Linked DNA regions of Mus musculus: region 1 is linked to region 2. Evidence: chromatin contacts called from ENCODE Hi-C or POLR2A ChIA-PET data. All regions are on one chromosome and are shown on one strand. Each heading gives the region's core, a stretch centred on a gene start or an enhancer-like site at or near the end of the contact. The rest is flanking DNA. Distances are from core to core; before and after follow the strand shown. Region 1 overlaps Gulp1 (GULP, engulfment adaptor PTB domain containing 1). Region 2 holds the start of Gulp1 (GULP, engulfment adaptor PTB domain containing 1).

What was found. A loop is a pair of places that touch in the nucleus more often than their neighbours do. ChIA-PET counts read pairs that join two places held with the same protein, here RNA polymerase II (POLR2A).
Region 1: a map of heart shows a loop between it and region 2 (1.8-fold over the local background). The contact joins the enhancer-like site here to the promoter of Gulp1 in region 2. A Hi-C loop is called at or near these places in 1 of 37 maps with a recorded cell type or tissue (heart). POLR2A ChIA-PET finds 5 or more read pairs at or near these places in 1 of 5 experiments (Patski).

What each region holds. Positions count from the first base shown.
Region 1 is chr1:44,581,486-44,586,452 of GRCm38, forward strand. The region is part of intron 1 of Gulp1 (GULP, engulfment adaptor PTB domain containing 1); the gene reads left to right. Among named protein-coding and RNA genes, the nearest start is that of Gulp1, 32 kb to the left of the region's middle. Within about 2 kb of position 3,499, at least 1 of the 3 ENCODE cell types and tissues checked has a DNase peak (open chromatin) inside an H3K27ac peak, as active enhancers do.
Region 2 is chr1:44,549,944-44,554,643 of GRCm38, forward strand. Gulp1 (GULP, engulfment adaptor PTB domain containing 1) reads left to right here and starts at 1,728. Exons shown (of 11, transcript NM_028450.3): 1 at 1,728-1,929. Gm39635 (a long non-coding RNA gene) reads right to left here and starts at 1,514. Exons shown (of 3, transcript XR_865406.1): 1 at 1,437-1,514; 2 at 366-767.

The DNA.
Region 1 (4,967 bases), core at 2,249-4,748, 33 kb after region 2:
AACTTTCTTTTCTAAAAAACACCACCACCCTCCAAAAACCATACAGACACTGTGAGGAAGTTATGTGTGGAAGTAGAATGTAAAGTGCAGTATTTCAAGAATAGCTGATGATGACTTGGACAGATATGTATGTGTATCTACACAGTTAGAAAAGAAGATGTTTTCTTGTTTTTCAAGTTTTTACAAGCCCAATTATTTATTTTGAGCCAGTTGGGGTTATCTCTGAATTTTAATGCCAACTTCTAGTTTTGAATTGGAAAACTAATATGGCACAGCAGTAGACTACATGGCATTTCAGTCTCTCATTTTAATTTTTTTATGAAATATCTTCAATGTATAACATAACTACACAGGGAAACCAACTAGTATGTTTACAAATAGAATATGCAAGTGGTTTATGTTAGAATATGTTAGTGGTTTACTAACTCAAATAATGGAGCCTTATAATTAAGCTCCTGAAAACAATAAGTTGCTTTTACACTTTTCCTGATTCTTTGGTGGAAGAGGTAACATACATAGCATAGAAAAGGTACCAGAACTTAGCCTAAAGGTCTAACAACTTAAGCTTGGGCTGACAAGGATGCAGGGTCAGAAGAATGGCCTCTCACACCGCTGCTCATGTACAGGTGCTTGAGGTTACTCTGCACCCATTTCTGCATTTAATAGGGACCAACGGCATTAATTAAATAATTTCCCTGGACATTCTGAAACTCAACCCTCTAACAATAACTGCTGGTGACTGTATAAAGTGACAGCAAACTTTTCAGTGCCCCATTTTATGAAAAATACTAGTCAAACATTCTTTTAAATGACTACATTTTTTTTTCTCTAAGACACAGATGCGAGTAAATATAGAGCCTCTGTTTGACTACTGTAGACATTTAGAATATGATTTCATATGAGGTATAAACTGACTTTTACTCCGCTGAATTCAATGGCAAGTGTGGAAGTAAACACAGAACTAATAAAGATGGATGCTTTGATTAGTATGTATTTTTCAAATGCCAGTATAGATACTTAAACATCTTTTTCCTGCCATAATTATGCTATTAATGTAATATTATAATGTCTACTCCCCTTTATACTTTCTGATCTCACACACCTATTCCTCAGTCTTGAAAGGATCAGGCATAACAGATAACCTTTGGAGGCAGCCCTCCATTCAGTCATATCTCCATTGTTAAAACTTGTCTACAATTTCTCCATTGTTGTTTGCTGTTGACACATCATCAGCTGACAATTTATATCAGTCATTGTGGAATCAGAGGCCTATGGCCAAATTGCAAACCCCTAAATTAGAGAAGCTTACCCTTTCAACCTGCTGCTTCTACATTTGCACAAAAGCATTAGATATCTCAGCAGCAACCTTGCTTTTATTTAATTTTAAGACCAAAGGCAATTGCAGTGAACACAACATGAGGTGATACTGTATACTATTATGCAAAGACTTTTTGTTCCAGTCTACTGTAAAAACCGAAGGGCAATTGAAATCAACTGAAAAGACACTTTGACATTAGAAGGACCTGTATTTCCAATATACCTTCTGGGAGAGTGGGAGAGCCAAAGTCCCTGTCAGCTCATTGATAGTGCTGTGTAGGAATTAAGGGTTTTGACTGGTATAGCCAAAGGAGTCATGAAGATTGAAGTATTTTGTTCTTCAGTCTGGATTAATGGTAGGCCTCTATCCTGAGTTGAAGAAGCCTACTATTGATACCCAACTCCTGAAAATTACTTAGTATCATGCCTTATGATCTCTAAGGAAACTCTGCAGGTGGGCTCTTGCAGCAGAGAGCATTGACATAGAAGAAACATAAGTGTCATGTCATAGCCACAACATTGACAAGTAGTACAACTGGAACAGTAGAGGAATTGCCCCTTTTGGGGACAGAGATCCCTGAACGTCTGAAACTCACAGTTTATACTCTGGCCCAGTGAATCACTCGCATCCCTATGTCTCTTTTTCAAATAACTAAACCAAAGATTTCTGTGAAGAGAGAGCTGGCTGATGCGTTTGTAGTATGTGACCCAAGAGAAGGACTGAATTCTGTGACCCATGGGTTGTCTCCATTCTTACCTCAATTCCTAATTTAAAACATGATGCATCTTAAAAATCAATGAAACCACCTTGAAGATGTAGTGTAAGGTCAGATTTGGGGCTAGTTCACACTGTATGTTGTCTCATGTTGGATGTTCATGATGAACGCGTGACCAGTATCTGTATCTGTACCGAATTATTTCAGAATGTGGAGTATATCATATTAGCTATCCTGCCAGCATAGCAAAAACATCTCAAAGATTTTTAGATTTTTACCTTGTCTATCTTTGAGATATTTTTCTATAAATCTATAAATATTCTATAGATAACTTTCCATAGAGAAGTGTCTACTGTCAGGAACCATTAGGAAACCCCACACTTTCCAAACAGACATCCATTTTATGGCAAAGATGAATTTTAGGTTTGTATTTATATCCTGAGCTTAGCTCTGTACCGTAATTGTGTTTCAGGTTGTATTTCCCATGGATCCTTGCATTCTGCCTGTCTAGAGAAATGTTTCGTTGCTCACTCCTTTCATTGTTGTTATTTGGTGTGCTCCTCCAGCTGACAGAACAAGGTAACACCAAGGAAATCAGTGCCCTCAGCACACTTCCAGAAGGATTGCTTGTGGCTTTCTTAGTTGCTTCCTAGTGTATTGGATTTACACACACTGACTAATTTCAATGATGAACAAGCCTGCTAAGCGTCTTTGCTAAGTATCTGTTAGCTCATTACTTAGGTTTGTGGAATCCTCAAGGCAGTGTTCCGGGTGAGCTCAGGACTTGTTTGTGGCTTTCTGTGCCTCTGTTGCCTTGTTGAGTGCTATCATAATTGCAGATGATCAACTTTAAAATCTAAATGACCTTTAAGAATCTAGTCGGGTGTTTATGACAAGAGTGTTTTATTATTTCACATATCCATTACTGAAGGCTCATTTAAAATTTCACCAAAATCCTGAAAAAGTAAGTCAAATTATCTTTGTTTTATAGATGAAAAACATGACATATAAATGATTAAAATCGTTTGCTTTGGAATTAGTGAAATAATTAAGACATCTGGTTGCTAAGGTTCACTGACCTGCTGTGCAAAATCCCATCAATAAAGGAAACTTAGCATAGTTATTTATGATTTTTATAGATGGTAGTACCTTAACTGAGCCTCAGTATTAGCTAAGTGTTGTTCTTCTGAGTCTAAAGTCTTTGGTGGTTTTAGATACCTTTAGGAATACAAATGATGTGATCACTAAATGCAGTTTTATTTCTTCTCTTTCTGCAGCAGAGTTTGTAATTATTGCAAAAAAGCCAGATGTTAGTGGCCTTCTGGACTATATTCCCTTTCCTATGGCTGGCTTTAGCTTACAAAACCAACCTCAGCTATTAGGGCTGACACTGTGGTTTGTGCTGATGACTGAACAGACAGTGGCCACGGTGTGACTCAGCACAGCTCTCCTGGCCTGGCTGCAGACTCAGCAGATCAGCAATCTGCCTGGGGGCAGCTTTGGTCTGCGGTGGAGAGGCTTATCTGGAAAGCCAGAGAAAACAAAGCAAGATGCCAGTGGAAGTCAACTGATGGCTCCAACTTCTCTGTGTGGTGTTATGTGTCAGGTTTATGAACCATATGGCCAGAGAGCTATTTTATTGTAGGGCCATTTAGCAAATAGGCTGGTGTCAGATTCCAGATAAATAAGTTTACATTTTGTGCTGAGAGCATTTTTATCAGAGGGTGCTGTGTTTTACAAGTGCTCACATGAGAACAAGATGCCTACTGTACACAACGCAATTGAAGGATTCCTCAGGGACCCACAGAGAGATGCCTTTCCTGTGTCAATAAAGACCTCTTTGTTTCACAGACATTTCCCTCATTTTGGACTGGAATGTTTGAATTAAAAAACAGATGAAGCAGGCTCTGCTCTGCTGGTGCCTATCCATTTGGGCTATTGTTTTGTGACATGTAATAACTATTTCTTGCAAGGAAGAGAAGTGTGTTTGTTTTTCTGATTTCTTTAACAAGTGTCTTTGACACTACTTGCATGCTGAAATTTTGGTGACAGGACTAAGGCAGCATAGTGACTCACTATGAGCTTTCCATTTCAGACTTTAATGTTCCCCAGGTTCTGACCCAAATCTTGGGTTTTATTCATGTGATTCGGTGTGAATTCACAGTTAGGATGTTGTGGGATCTTTGTGTCTCTGTTCCGTTGCCTGTCATAAGCTCCATGTTACAAAGTGGTATCACACTTGCTGTGGACAGTCTTGGAATATGGCTAATAAGATGTTTAGTTGCAGGGACATTTATTATGGATTTAGTCCTTTGTTGTCCTGTGAATCACCTGAAATACCAATTTTGGAAGTGAAAAAATGGAATATGAGCAATTCTATGTGATTGTGAATACTTAATCTGTAGTGTTTGCTGTACTAATAGAGTTTATTTTCTGCAGGGGCTTCCTACTGTTCCTGTTATTTCCATGTGAGACTCTGCATCCAGACGATGAGTGGTCAATGTACAAACAGAGGACCCTCAGTCAGAGAATCTGTGGTCAGCATCAAGTGGGCATGGAGGAAACTTTACCATTGCTAATAGAGGATGAGCAGAATTACAGAGTTAGGAGAAGCACATCTAGTTTATTAATTATCTAAAAACATTAATGATTCTCCTGGGTTGTTATTATCTTTAGGAGAAATTATTTCAATTTGTTTTATTTGGCATTTAATTGCCTCCTTCCACCTCTGCCTTTTTCTGCTGGAGATTGAATCTACTTGGGAGGAAAGAAAGAAAGCCGTTCACTACCTAGCCATTCTCCCAGCCATATTTGTTCTGTAAATTTCCTTTATGCTCATTGTGCAAACTTTAAAGTTCATTATACTAAGTCTGGTCCTGAATGGGTGGTGTATGGAATAAGGTCCCTGTGCTAAACACTTTTTTTCTAGAAATA
Region 2 (4,700 bases), core at 478-2,977:
TTTCCCAGTCAGAAGTTTACCAGGCTCATTTAAGAATAGTTTGCTGTGGCTGGGTGTGGTGGCGCATGCCTTTAATCCCAGCACTTGGGAGACAGAGAGAGGCGAATTTCTGAGTTCAAGTTCGAGGCCAGCCTGGTCTACAGAAAAAAAGGAATGGTTTGCTGTTTTCCTCTCAACTCCACACCATTTCTGTTCTGAATTCTGAGGTAAGCACAGAAAGATTGCTAATAAGTAGAATGTGGCTGTCGAGAAAGTTGTCCTATTATTTTGGAGGGAGGGTGTTGGAGTAGGGGGATGTAGGGTTGTGGGTCCCAAGTCCACTCCACTACAGGGCACCGGCGCTTGGGAATCTTGACAGGACTTACCCCACACTGTCCCTGGGTGGGTGTTGGGCTGCAGGGAAGCCACGGGACTCTGCTCCGGGGGTGGGGAAGCACAGCCTGAGGTGCAGGACAGCCAGAGCTGGCTTGGAGCTCCCCAGGCCTGTGATAAGACCTGGTCTTCTGGTTCTCAGGCTCTTGGACATCCAGGTGCGGCTGGAAGCTGAGGAAGAGCTGAAAGCAGAGTGGGGGCCCGAGGGTTGGATCTAGCCCAGGGCCAGGGTGGGGGAAAGAAGGGAGGAGCTCTGGCTGGTCTCAGGGGAGAGTCCTTGGCTTGAGTTTAGCTTGGGCTTGGGTCCTGGCTGGGAGCACAGAGAGGCCTTCTATGGAAGATTACACAGTGGCTCTGTAGACAAAGGTCATCTCCGTGTCTCCCTGCGGCAGATCCTGAAGAAAAGAGGCAGTCCTTGGTTTTAAGGCATTTATTGTCATGGCAGAAAGTGGATGTGTAAAACCATACCCCCCTTCTCAGGGTGGGCCTGAGATTAAATACCTTTTACAGGGAGAGTACCTCATTAAAATAGAGATTAGATTTGAGCCTATGTGACCACAGGTCATATCCTCTACCTGTGGAGGGGCTTGGGGAGTTGCGCTTATGTAACTGATGACCACAAATCTATGGAGGATGGAGGTGGGGCTACAGCTAGTGACAGAGGCCTGGTGTCCAGGAGCAGGCAAAAACTCCTACTGTCCCTTCATGGTCTCCTGGGCATTTAGCCTTAGCTCAACCAGGGACCAGCTACCTTTCACCGCCCCACGGGGGGGAGGGGTAACGTGCAAAGATTCAGACAGAGTTTAAAAGAGAAAGAAAGAAAGAAAGAAAGAAAGAAAGAAAGAAAGGAAGGAAGAAAGAAAGAAAGAAAGAAGAGAAGAGAAGAGAAGAGAAGAGAAGAGAAGAGAAGAGAAGAGAAGAGAAGAAAAGAAAAAAGAAAAGAAAAAGTCTAGTCCCTGCAGCTGCGTTTCACGAGGCTGTGGAGAGCCCTCCTCACTTATATTTATGCCCTTTCTGTGTCACTTTCTTTTTTGTTAAACCTCAGAGGTGTTTTAAATTCTTACCAAACAGCATCTGTGGGAGGAGGTTTAAAAGGAAACCTGGAGCTGTGGAAGTGGGGCGGGGCCGGTGTTTTCTCTCCGTCTGAAATAAGAATGGACAGCTTCTTCTGGAAACCGGTTTCTTTCTGTCTTACTCCCTAACCTCTCCAGGTCTGCCTTTAAAAGCAGGACAGTTCTGCATTACTGCAGAAAACCCCACCAGCGTCCCTAGTGCGCACACAGAGCCGGAGTTTTCTTCTGGCCGAGAGGGGGAGCCCGGCGATCCTAGCCCTCAGCAACCGGGAGTCCCGACCCAGCCCCTGCCGTCGCCAGCACCAGTTTGGGCTTCAGCGGATTAGAAGGAGGGAGAGGACCAGAGCCCTAGGGTCCGGAGCCCAGTGCCTTTCGAACCTGCACAAAGTTTTCCTGTGGGATACGAACACGCGATCGTGGGCCACGGTTCCCGGAGCTCCTGTGCCTGCCCCAGCCCTGCGACCGCATCCCTCTACAAGCCAGGGTAGGAAGCGGGAGCGTCTCTGGTCCGGCCAGCTATGGCCAGGTGGCGCGGAACCAGGAACAGACCCCGAGAGGAAAGCGCAGTTAGCAGGAGGGTGAGGAGGGCACCGGGCTGCGACCGCTTATAGGTTGCGCAGATTCCGACCCCGAGGGCACAGGGAGTCTGTGGGCACTGAAAGAGGGACCTGTTGCTGCAGGCGGGGGCAGTGAGGGAGGAAGATGGGGCCACCCAGGGACGCCAGCCCTGTGCCTTCCCGCCGCATCCTCCCCTCGACCCAAGGAGGAACTTCTGGGCGAGGTGGGGGCTAGCAGGCGTCGGGAGCAAGCGGTGGGGGGACGCTGGACCATCCCGCCCGCTGCGGGTGCATGGAACAGAGGCTGCTCAGCAAAAGGAGGCATCGCTGGGTCAACTAGGCGACCCGAGAGCCAACTTCCTCCAGCTTGGTCTCGCTTTGTTTGGGTCGCTGTAAAAATGTGGGCAGCGGCAGGGGAGGCGGCAAGGAGCTTGTGACTGGGCCGCAGATACTTTAAAGCCCTACGTGGGTAGGGCCCCCACTCTCGGGCGGTGTCCATGCGGCTGCCCTTTGGCTAGGCCGGTCAGATCCCCGCTTCTGCGGGCGTTATGTTAGTGGGACTCAGCTTGCCAAGCTTGCTTGCTCTGGTCCACCTCCTGGTGGTGGCCCAACTGGCTCTCTATCCTGGGGCTGCTGGGCTGATTTCCCTGTTTGCAGGAGGGAACTCTGGGCAGTCTAGTTTTCTTGGAATGTGTTTACAATGTAGAATGGGACTTGAACAGGAAGCTGAACGCTGCAGCTAGAAATAGCGTGCCAAGGTAGAGTGAGGGAGATACAGCTGCTGTTGGGGAAACTCTCAAGTGTGGGCTGGCAGTCAAGGAACACCCCTACCTCACCCCGACACACACACACACACACACACACACACGCACACGCACACACACACACACAGCGTCTTAGTTTTTCTTGATGGAGCTTGTCTTTGTTAATAGACATTTACGTGCGATATTTCAGTCTGTTTGACAACATAATATCAATTAGGAAGATTTAATAACTGTGTATTCTGTCTGCTTTTAAAAATGCTGCACCAACATTTAAGAATGAAAACTTTCTAGACTCTGTCAATTCTATTAATTCTAGGGCTTGCAGAGGCCAGGATACCTATGATTTTATGTAGTCCATATGGCTGAACAGGTCGTAAAAGAGTACGAATTAGAAAACAGAGTAAACGATGAGAGGTGGAAAATCCTGAAAGGAATTGGATTTTTTTTTTCAGTTTTGCAAATTGCCTGGTTGCTCTGCCAGCCTTTCCCTCCTTCTTCCTCATAATCAAATAGCTAGAAATTGCTAGAAAACCCACCGAATGGGAGAGTTTGGACGCTGGTGTCTGCAAGCTTTTCTAGAAACAACGGTGAGACTAAGGTACTGCTTCACTGCATAATTAAACTCTCCTTGAGCTGTCCAGGAGCATTTCCCAAGTTTTTAAGACTGACAAGAAAAGAATGGAAGAATCTGGCAGGCAGCCAAACTAGACTGAACTCAGTAGGCAGGCCTGAAAGAGACTCGGGAAGTTGCAGGGCATAATTTGAATGGCTTGGTGGTGGTACTGGGGCTTAAATAGGGGGGTTCTTTTAAAATGAAAACTTTAAATGACTAAGAGTCTTTGGGGAAAAAAATAAAAACAAAAACAATTGACTAAGCATAGAATGCAGTTGAATATCAAGGAGAGTTAAGAAGGCCCAAAGGGAAGTGTGGTCCTTTCCACCCTTGCTCTGAAATAGCAACAGTTTGCGTGTGCTTACCCTGTTACTCGGTCTTCTCCAGATGCACCTTGTTAGCTGCCACTTCAGTCCTTCAGGCCTTGACCTTTCTTCTTTGTTTTCATGGCCAGTAAGAATGAAAGACCAGCACTGAGCAGATGGTTTTCCACCTAAATTGATTAATTCAATTAATTTCAGATAGCTTGGATTTGGGATCATAGAATTAAAGGGGAAAATTCATCTAGTATGTCTTTCTTGTATTACAGAAGAGCCCCCATAATAAACAAATCTTCCTCCTTTCCCTGAAGCAGGATAAATCAGGGTGCAAACTTACTGCTCCTTTCTCAATTCCAGGCAATCTAGAAACCCTGAGCCTTATCTGAAATTCAGACCCTTTTCTTTATTATCTTTGCTTCTATTTAATCTGTCCCTCAATTTGTTCCTTAGTGAGGTGGATGAGGTAGGCATGGGAGGTAAAGGGTAAAAAGCAAATGTGGTTTGTATTCCTTCTGAATGTTGGAGTTTGAGGTTGTAAATGTCACTCTTCTCTCTGAGGTTGACTTTATGAATCACCCTGTGCAAAGTGTCTTTCTTTACCATGACTTTAGTTTTTCCACTTGCAAAATAAACTTTCCTCTACACATTCCCAAGGTCACTAAAGGGATCAAGTGATGTGAAAAGCTTTTTTTTAAAGGTCATGACTTTTCTCACTGAGTCTATGAGAATAAAATTGAGTTGTTTATATCTGTTATACGTGCACAATAATATTTCTGTAAACTTATTTTTTACCTTTTATTCATAGCTATAGTATGACTGCATTGATATTATTGCTACTCCTCCCTTTCTGATTTAACATCTCCTGTCCTTTTCCCACAATTTGTCAAGTTAATCTCTTCATATATCACACACACACACACACACACACACACACACACACACACACAACTAAGAAAAACCTTACTACTTTCACTTACTGTTACTGGTATGTTTAGGATGAC